Regions from separate parts of the Mus musculus genome. Here region 1 is linked to region 2. A link is a loop called in an ENCODE intact Hi-C map of the cell type or tissue named here. Cell type or tissue: heart. All regions are shown on one strand. Each heading gives the region's core, and the rest is flanking DNA. Links, peaks and the distances in the headings are about the cores only. Region 1 overlaps Frmd5 (FERM domain containing 5). Region 2 overlaps Frmd5 (FERM domain containing 5).

Region 1 (5,381 bases), core at 202-5,201, 91 kb before region 2:
GGTGTACAGACACACATTCATGTAGGCTAAACACCCACACACATAAGATAACTTAAAACCCTTTTGTGGGTGCCCTCGAACAGTAGGAAGTTACACATGCCGACCACACCTTCCTACCCTTGGGGGTTCCTCCCATCCTCCCATTAAGGGTAAGCCTTAGCTTCTTTTGAATACTTACATCTCAGCTGCTTCACCACTGACTTTGTAAACTCCAACCAATGCTGAAACAGAGAGCACAAGACAAGACAACCCCGGTGAGAAGCGGTGTCACCCGCAACCTGTTTTATCCTATTGAAATGGTGGGACAGAAGGCAATCTTCCTAGAAGCTTATCCATAGATGTTTAGAGAGGGAAGCCATGCTCTGAACTAAGTACCCGTGATGGACCAGCTGTGAAGGGGAAAATTACCCTAGCTTCAGGTGCCACTCTCAGGCTTCTGGGAGACCCCTCCCAAACTAGGGTTCTAAAGCTTTGAGGGCTGCCCTGGCAGGCCCATGGGCAGAGATAATGATGCATGCATGGATAGCATGCTTGGCTTGAGGGTGGAGCTGCTGGACTTAATGTCTGCTGTGCACAGTGTTAAATGCCAGCTTCCTCTGGCAAAGGAGTGGGGTGGAGGGTGTTGGTGGCAACTCTAAAAAGTACTGATGAGATTTCAGAATGGAGGGGAGGTAGAGAAGGCTAGTATATATTTTCATTTTTGTCTGAGTAACATATGTAGCCAATGCTTGTGTTACTCAGGATTTCTTGGCATGTGACAAGGATGGTTAAAGTCTTAATTTCTTGGGATAATTGCCTGTAACTAATGTGCAGGATAATATCCTGTCCCACATTTTTTTTTATTTCATGTGTATTGCATGTATGTCAGTGTAAAGGTGTCAGTTCCTTTGGAACTAGAGTTACAGACAGTGGTGAAGGCCTGTGTGGGTGCTGGGAATTGAACCTAGGTCTTCTCGAAGAGTAGTCAGTACTCCTAAGTGCTGAGCCATCTCTCCAGCCCACCTCCCCATGGGTTTTTATAGCTAAAATATAGTCAAACTACATTTTTCATTTTCCTCTACAGCACTTAAATTTGAGGGAAGGCAGCAATGAGACCATTCTAACCTCTCTCTTTTAAAAAGATATTTGTACAGCGTTGAGTTCCAGGACAGCCAGGGCTACACAGAGAAACCCTATCTCGGGGGAAAAAAAAAGATATTTGTATGTGTGTGTGTGTGTGTGTGTGTGTGTGTGTGTGTGTGTGTGTAGGTCAAAAGAGGGTGTCAGAAACCCCAAAGCTAGAGTTAATGGTGGTTGTGAGCTGCCCCATGTGGGTGCTAAGAACCAAACTTGGGTCCTCTGGAAGAGCAAGAAAGTGCTATTACCAGCTGGGCCATCTCTCTAGCTCCAGATGACTGTAGATCAGTTTCCCACATCTCTGTGGGTTCTTGATAACATTCATTACTGATGCCTGACGCTCTTAGATTAGGCAAGCAACTTGTCAACTGGCAGAGAGCTAAAACTGCTATTATTTTGGGGTTTGATTTCTTGGAAGTCGCTTAAAGATGCTGGCTGTAAGTTTCCAGAGGACAGCAACTGACTTGTTTACCATACTAGGGCTCCGCATGTGGGGCAACACGAGTTGTGGAATGGGCAAAGGGCTAGGTTTCAGAGTGCCCTCTTTCCTGGCTACTTCTTCTTACTGTAACTGTCTTGGCAGAGACTTTCTTCAGCAGGAAAGCAGCCAAGGCCATGCAGACAGCATCCTGGCCTCCCTTGGTTCCCAGCTCTCACCTTCTGGGCTGGGCTGTGGGTCATGTAGTTAATGGACCCACTAAGAGCCAGGACTGTCGGCTCCATGTGGATAATCTGGGCTGACATTCTGCTCTCTTGCTTCCTCTGATCCGAGCTCCCACGAGGCTGGCAACTTATTACAGCCACTCAGCGTGGCTAAGAGGCCCTTCTCACATTACACGGCCCACCGCAGCTCTGCTTCGCAGGGAAGCAGAAGTAAGAGGTGCAATTGCACAGAGGCGACTGTAGCTGCAGCTTTGCCTGGGCAGGTGCAGGAGGCCTGTCTGGTTCAAAGCATTCTAGGACTGCATAGCGAGAAGAACACAGCAAGTACTGGGGACATAGCACACAGACCTTTAGACTGACAGGTAAGAGAAATAAGATAGAAATAATAAAGGAGCTGCCTGAGCCATGATCGCCAGAGGGCTCATGAGCTCAGTTACTAGGAGGCCCCTCCCCCTGGCAGTAGCAAGAGACAGCTTTTGTTTGGACTGTGCTGAGAACTCAGGAAGGACAGAAGCAGGAGAACACCAGGAAGGCTTGGACAGCTGTCATCACAGCTCCTCTGAGGGACTTTAGAGACCCAGTGGAAAAACCATGAGACTGTTCCAGCAATGTGGTGACGCATCTTGGAGACCGAATCCCAGAATTAATAGCAAACTGAGACCATGAGGCAGGATCAGGAAAAGAGGCAAGACTCAGGGGGAGACAGGTCAAAATGCAATAATCTTCATGCTTTGAGGCTTGAAAGGGTGCAAAAAGGTCGTGGAGAGGACAGAGGCTCAGGCGGAGCTGGAAACAGAGGGCACAGCAGGAGGCAACTCCTCCAGGAGAGAAGGGTGGAGAGACAGGAGCCCCAAGACACCCAGTGAGCAAGCAATGATGAAGATCAATGTGAGCTTTGGGACCACCTTGGAGCCAAGGCAGGAGGCTTTCCTCACGCCTCTGGGATTGAGGAGCTCACTTCCTGTATCTCTGCTATGAATTAGTGGATTTAGAATACGTCCTCATCATAGATCGTCTAAGACCTCCCATGACTCTCAGGCCTCAGTGCTCCATGCTCCTTTTCTGAGGCTCAGAATCACCCCCACTTGGGCTACTTTGTGATTTCAGCCTGATACCTCAGAAATCACGGAACCAGACAGTCCTGGGCTCCAGACTGGCCTTGCTACTTACCCTGGTTGGACAACCTGTCTTAATCTATTCATTTGGAGTCTAATCATTGGCCTTAAAGGTTGCTTGATGGAGCACATGTTGAGCTCTTGATTCAGCACCAGGTACTACTTGGTGCTCAGTCTACATCAGCCTGGTAGATGTAGACTGTCAGCTTAGCTTACAGCAGACTCTCTCTAAAGGGGCATGTCTCTTCTTTCCCAGTCTTCTCTTGTTTACCCTTCTTTAATCTGGATCAACTCCACAGTCATCCTTTTCTCTTCAAGCACATCCTACCCTAACTGAGAAAGCGATCAACAGGACACATTTGTCCCTTGCCTTTTTATACCACCAGCTCTGGGGGAGATGAAGAGATCTTGGTATATATACCCCACTCCCCAAGAGAGAGCACTTAGTCCAAACAAACACTAGGGGCAAAAGAAAAGCCAATACCCCAAACTCCCACCACTTCCTGGAGAATGGGCACATACTGTAGTGAAGACAGTTTGGTTCTTGCTCTCTGGGCACTTAGTGATTACATGTTAAGGTCTAGAGCTAAGGGCAGCATGCCAACAGGGCAGAGCAAGGGGCAGACTTTGAGGATAAGTCTCCATGATGCTGTTCACAGCTCTGCCAGGCTGGGAGAGGCAAGATAAATACATGAAGTGTGGGGACTAGGCTAGTCAGAGGAAAAGGGCATGGTAGGTATCATAAGAGTCTTTTCTAAAATTCACGTCTTTAGTACATAACCCTAAACAGGATCCAGAGGACAAAGTGGCTCAGACAATCAAAAGATGAACAGCATCTGACTGTGGCACGGTGAAGGGCGTATCCACTCTCCCTCAGCATCTGTCATTCTGGGTAGTGCTGAGATGCTGCTGTGGCTTCTTAGTGGCCGAGACCCACCATGAAGGCAGAGACAGCCCTGTCTGGGACTGTGGGGGTAATCTTGGACCTAGGAAAGGAGGCCCTACAGGATTTGTGAAGCACTCTAGGATTTATGATGATGTTTGTGGAGACTGGAGCACGGGTGGTAAGTGAGCAGGAGCGCGCAGCCTGCACGTGTCTGCATATTTTCCCACTTCCTAGGGATGCCAAACAGCACATCCTCACAGTCAGCAGAGGGATGATGAATCACCTGCAGAAATGCAGGTGTCTGCAGGCTGGGAAGATGAAGGTGAGCATCAAGGCACCACAAACCGTCAACTCATCCCTTCAACAAATGCTTACTGAGTGTCAACTGCTTTCCAGGCCCTGCACTGGCTCCATGGTAGACAATGACAGATGAGGTACAGTCTGTCTGTCTGTCCCCTCTTGGAACTTAAACTTCTGTGGGGACAAAGGCTGTCAGCACAGTGCAGGAAGTGCTATGTTGGGTAGGTATTAAAGGACATAGTGGGCCATAGAGGGATATATGGCAACCTTGAGGGAGACTTCCTGGAGGAAGCAAAAAGCCAGGAAAGACCTTAAATATGAAAAGAAGGTAGCTTTGGGGCTGGAGGGATGGCTCAGTGTTTACGAGTGCTTGTTGCTCTTGGAGAGGACCCAGGTTCAGTTCCAAACACCCTGGTCAGGAAGCTCACAACCGCCTGTAACTCCAACTCCTGGGGATTCAACATGCTCTCTGGCTGCTGAGAGCAACAGCAAACACACGGCACGCATCCATGTGTACACGCATGCACACACGCACACACATATGCATCAATAAAATAAAAATCCATCTTCAAAAAACAAAAACAAACCAGAAAACAAACCAAACCAAAAGGAAGTCAGGAGGAAGAAAAGGAGAAGCATGCTCCAGGCAGAGAACGGAGAGACTGGAGGTCTGAGGAGGGAGACGGACACGTCTGGAGAGTCATAATATCTGGTTGATCTCAGAAGGGAGGGGCAGGCTGGTAAGGTGACACTGGAGATGATGTAGGGGCTCGAGGGAAATGGATTTGTTTCTATCTGAGATGCCGGTCTTGGTGAAGACCCATAGTCCACAGCTGCCTTCCTTTACTGCACAGACCAGGGAAAGAGCCACAGGCTTTGCAAGGTGCTAAAGGGCTCGTCAGTTTGGCTCTCTGTCCTGCCTAGACCAGACTGGCATTGCCCAGTGATGCTCTACCTAATCAGAACAAGATCCCTGAAATATAGGTCAGCCCGTTGACTAGAAAGGAAGCAAGAGATGCCCTCTCTGTGCATTGGGCGCTAGGACCTCAACACTGACCTCCATAGGTTATCAGCTACACCTCTAGCAGGCACCCATGGCAAATTGCTTAAGCTCTTGGGCTGCCTTTTTAGCATCTGCAAAATGCCAGGTCCCCTCAGCTGAACTCTGGTTCAGGTGATGTTCAGGCTCAGTGCAATGACACCAACGAAAGGGCCTGAGTGTTCCCTGACTCCTGAGGCTAAACTTTGCAAGGGAGTCACATACAACCAAGGATTCAGGCCTATTTACTAACCCTGCACTC
Region 2 (5,381 bases), core at 176-5,175:
TATTCACAGATCAGCCTTGTAGTCACCTCCTTAATTATTTCAGAAACACCTAACAGCCAGCAGGAAGCCTGGCAGAGGGAGGAAGCACCCACAGCCCGTGAATGAACGAACACACTCTCCTTTCACTGAGGATGATAAGACGGCTTATTCTTCCATTCTCAAATATTCCACAAAGAAAAAGATTGTGGCATCTTCAATTGTGCTCTGAATAGAGAACAAGTAGGAAAGAAGTCACAGGAAAATAAAAGGAGGGAGCAGCAAATAGCGACAGCTATGCAAACACGGCAGGCACACCAGGAATGGAGTGGATAAACCACAGTCTGCAAAACAGCAACTGTGCAGACAAATGCCGGCCATTGCATCAGGACTCTCCTGGCTGACTGCACATTTCCACATAATACACACTTCCCCTAAATTCTTCTATCTTAATCCAGCATCTAATTAACCATGCTAATCAAGGCATGCCCATTACATGATCCACAGACAAAAACACTAGTGTAAGAGGTTATTTCGAATTCAAACGTCCAGTTTCCCTTTCGAGAAGCAGTCTTCCTGATGTTCAATGGTGTACTCTCACATACACTCTGTTGGCCCCTGCCCTGAGATACAGTGTTGGTGTAAGCATTTTTCTAAGAATAGCAATGGTCACTACAAGTTTTCTTAGCAGTTTCCAACCTTTTAAAACTGTTAGTCTTTGGAAATTCTTGGAAACAACACAATATGCAAATTTAATACATCTGGAAGTTATATTAAGGTTAGCCAACTTCAATTTTTATTAATTCTAAAATACTAAGAACTAGAGGGGCATCCACATACCCTATGAAAGGATTATCCTATAGCTTTCCACACCAATACCAGCTGGGATATCTTAGAACACATTTATTCATATTTTACTATTGATGTCTAGCTTGCCAGCACCATTTTTAACCACTAGACTACCCCAGCACAAGACACACATACACAAAAGTCATAATTACTAGATCCAGAAATGCATAAGCTTTACTGTGACCTGATAAATCCTCTAGATTAGTGTCTCTTGGCCAGCTTTTCATTATTATAATAGTGACTGAGATAGCCAACCTACAACAAGAAGCTCCATTTTAGCTCAGTACTTCAGCAGCTCTGGGCCATGCTCAATTGGCCCGTGGGTTTGGGACTCACTGAGTGTGGCAGTACAGGATAGGGGGACCACCAGGCAACACAGAGTATGTGGAAAAGTGAGAAAGAGAACCAGAAAGATACCAAAGCTCCATAATCCCATGCGGCATGCCCCAGGGACCTAAAGACCTCCTAAGGCTTCATCTTTGAACATTTCCACTACCTTCCCAAAACACCCAAGTGGGGACTATGCTTTAATTCATGTGCTTGGGGGGACAGTATGGATGCAAATCACAACAATAAGACTGGTTTAAAGTTATGTGTTGGAGACGTGATTCTTTTCCTACCATAAAGACAGATATATTGTATCACACATCCATTTCAATTCTTTTTTTTTTTAAAGCAAAACAAAAAAAATAGCTTTATTGAGCTGGGTGTGATGACACAGGCTTTAATCCCACTAACAGGGGGAGGGCAGATTAGTCTAAATAGCAAGTTAAGTCCTAGGCCAGCCAGAGCTACATCGTGAGACCCTGTTTCAAAACAAACAAAACCCAAATAGCTTTACTGAGATATAGGGTACAGTATACAGTATATATTTAAATAGACACTTCAGTGGCCTTTGTTATATGCCCAGGGCTATAATGACCATCATAACAATCTAATCTTACAACATTTTCTCCCTCCTAAGAAGAAAGTCCATTGCTAATGGCAACTAGTCCCACTTCCTCTGAGCCCTGCTTCCCAACCTCACCAGCTCTTTGCAGTCACTTACTCTACTTTTGAGGTCTACAGATTTTCCTACCCTTAACATTTTACAACAAAGGAATGGAACAATACAACAAAGTGATAATGTTGTCTCTTTCACTTACATTTAATGTCAGAATATTATAGCATATATCAATACTTTATTGCCAAATATAATTCTTTAATATGGATTTATAATACTGTGTATCCATCATTTTCGTTTATTATTTTCAGTTATTATCAGTGGATTAGCAATTTGAGCTGGGTCTTCTTTTAAGTTACACGGAACAGTGCTACTGTGAACTTGCCTTTATCTGCTAAGCTATTGGGCTGGCCCAAGGATTCTTATATATTCTGGATACAAGTCCCTTATGAGTTATATAAGTTGTGAATATTTTCTTCCACTATTATGGGCTTTTCTTTTGCTTTCTTGATGATATAATTTACAATAACTTGTGACTTTTGTCCTACATTTAACATCTAGCTTTTCATGTAGGTGTATGCTTAGGAACCTGCTTCTAAGGGGCAGTGAGTTATGACTATCGCTGTGGATATGGTTTAAATATCGGTTTTATTGCTCAAGGATTCGAGTGTCTAAAAGTTTGGTCTCTAGGTGGCACTGTTGGGAGGTACTGGAAAGAAAGAAGTTGGGCCTAGCTGGACACTCTCGGGTCTTCATAGATGTCACACATATTAGTTATCTTCATCTATTTTAAATTTATTTTGAAAAATTGTGTGTATTTGCGTGTCTCTACTTGGATATGTGCACGAGTACAGATACCTACTGAGGCTGGAAGAAAGCATCAGATCCCTTCGAGCTGGAGTTACTGGCACTTGTAAGCCACCCAACATGGTTGCCGGGAACTGGACTCAAGTCCTCTGCAAGAACCATGCGAGTACTTTCCTGCTGTGCATCTCACTGGACCCAAATGCATTTTTTTTTCCAAGACAGGGTTTCTCTGTGTAGCCCTGGCTGTCCTGGAACTCACTCTGTAGACCAGGCTGGCCTGAACTCAGAGATCCGCCTGCCTCTGCCTCCTGAGTGCTGGGATTAAAGGCGTGCACCACCATTGCTGGGCTGATGTTTTTGTTAATTATTTTTTAACACAGTTTTAATTTACCTAACTAGACCTTTTTCATAACTGCTTAGAATCAGCTTGTGCATTTAAATGATTTTACTTCTCCCTGGCCTGTATCACCATTGGTGGAGATTTCCATAAGTCTAGAAGTAGCTTTTAAAAAAGAAAGAGAAAAAATGCAAGAAGCCTCAGCAATCCAAGCTGGTTTGCAGCCCTAAGATAAAGGGCTGTAAGTAAAGGGCTGGCTCTGTCTCCCACTGTATCCCTCAGGAAAGGCAGGGGAAATGCCTTTATATTTATATATAATGTAGTTTTTGATTGCAACAATGGAAAGTGACATGATCAAATTAATTTTTCCAGCTGAGGAGCCAACTAGGAAAAGAGAAATAGACGTTAATTTATACAGCGTTACTATAACAAGATTGAAAAGTCTTTCCTTCCTCCCATCTCTACACTGACAGAGCCTTGAGTCATTCAACATGTGTTAATACCTACTATGTGCCAGAGATCAATTATCACTCGATTATGGATTTAGTTTAATTATTTAAAGCCAGGTCAATCAAATACAAGTTGAACACCCTAGTTAAAAATCTGAAATCCAAAATATCCCCATATTTACAGCTGCTTGAGAGCTCTCTGGTCTATGCAACTATTCCAAAGACCCTCAGAAAATGTTTGTGTACATGTGTGGTGTAAGGTACATGGGCATAGGTATGTTTATAAGTGTGCTTGCACACTTGTGGGTGCATATGTGTACACGGGTACATAGGAAACTTAAATTAGAACACTTCTAGTGGTAAATATTCAGAACAAGGGACATTTGACCTTGTACTTCCCAGGATGCCTTGCTAGAGTCGCCCAGTAAGGAGTAATCTCTTCCATTGCTCATAGGTATTGGTCAGCCCTTAAACACCATCTCTTGACTTTCATATAGTTTGTTTGCTCGGGTGCATGCTTTCCTGGAGCAGTACAAACTGATGATGCTAGAAAGCTTGTACAGGAGTGGTGGCAAGGAAGACAGAAGCAGACGAACCCAGAGCTACATAGGAAGCAAAACTGAGACGACTCCTTTATGGGGAAAGGGCAAGCCCTAGGCTTCTGGTTTTGCACATCAGATGGATGCTGAAGGATAAAATCATTCACTAATTAAGAGAGCGCTGGATAAGAACCAGGCTTGATCAGAAAGGCCAGGCAGGTGGTTTTGGTGATATTGAATTTGCTATTTCTCAGATATCCAAGTGGATAAGTCAATAAAATTATTAGATATAAATATCTGGGTATTGATGGTCTAGGAGCTAGCTCAGTCCATAATGTGCTTGCCAAGGGCCTGAGTTTGAGCCCCAGAACATTACAAAAGCCAGGTATAGTTGTGCATACTTCTAACTCAAGCACTAGAGAAAGAGAAACAGAAGGATCCTTGGGGCTCACTGGTTGGCCAGCTAGCCAAACCAGCAAGCTTCAGGCTGATAAAAAACAAACAAACAAACAAACAAACAAACAAACAAACAAAAAAACCTTGTCTCAAAAAAAAAAAAAAGGAGAAGTCCTGAGGAATGTCACCTGAGGAATGTCACCTGGCCTCCACACGCCCCCCTCCCCCCACATGCCAAGCACTCCACCCCTAAAACTCTAGAGCTTGGGGTGGCACACAAATTTGATGCAGTTATTGGCTTTAAAGACAGTAACAGAAGCCATAATCACAAATAAGACAGTTTTGAAAAAAAAATCCACAAAATGGAGAGGGAGGGAGACTCTGTTAATTATTTTATTGAACCATGGTCAGGACAAAGTGTGTCATGTTTGCAAAAGTAAATGGCAAACTGTGGACACCAAATCTGTGGGTTGTAAATGTAACGCTTATCTGCCTGATGTAATTGTCATCTCGGAGGCTTACTGCTGGATAAGCTCACCCTTTCTAGCTCTTTCTGAACTTTGGCTGGCAGGTTTTCAACTCAGCTGTCCTGGTTCAAACTCCTCTCCAAGCTGGCTGATCTAATCTGGCTTCTCTCAGCTTCTCACTGAATTGCCCTGCTTGACCTCAGATGAACTCTGGCAATCTGTTCTAATCTTCTGGCTCCCTCTTATTCTTTGGCTTCAGCTGCCTCTGCTGCCCTGCACTGCACTGCATGGACTCAGGGAAGAACTCAGCTCCACTGTACTGCACTGCACTGCACTTACCGCCCTACACTGCACTCACTGCACTGACTCCCAGCTGACTCCCTCTCTGTGCCTGGGCTCCCCTGTCCTGTGCTGTTCTCATCAGAGTTGGGCGCATCCTATCTCTGACTCATCCCGTCAAATCTTTCTCTGATTCATCACTTTGTTCCTCAACTAGATGTCACTGTCAAACAAATCTGCTTCCTTCTACAAACTTAGCTTTACCTTAAAGGTGTATACTAAGGGCATACCTGTATTCCAGCCAGAGGGAATAAAGGCGTGCTGTGTGTCTGCATTCCA

The links. Hi-C counts contacts between places; a loop is a spot of excess contacts. Peaks named below come from ENCODE experiments on the same cell type or tissue, not always from the same donor. Only the 100,000 strongest peaks of a DNase experiment are listed, where the experiment ranks them.
Region 1: a loop joins it to region 2, with 2.0 times the contacts of the local background. A loop is called at or near these places in 6 of 42 quality-filtered maps.

Annotation. Positions count from the first base shown.
Region 1 is chr2:121,586,251-121,591,631 of GRCm38, forward strand. It overlaps Frmd5 (FERM domain containing 5), which reads right to left. Exons shown (of 14, transcript NM_001360084.1): 3 at 179-221. Among named protein-coding and RNA genes, the nearest start is that of Wdr76, 82 kb to the left of the region's middle. In heart, for the core only: a CTCF peak has its summit at 2,188; a DNase peak (open chromatin) is centred at 2,301; H3K27ac peaks cover 1,144 bases.
Region 2 is chr2:121,677,446-121,682,826 of GRCm38, forward strand. All of the region lies in intron 1 of Frmd5 (FERM domain containing 5), which reads right to left. Among named protein-coding and RNA genes, the nearest start is that of Frmd5, 130 kb to the right of the region's middle. In heart, for the core only: a CTCF peak has its summit at 2,444 (motif pointing right); no DNase peak of the experiment used is centred there.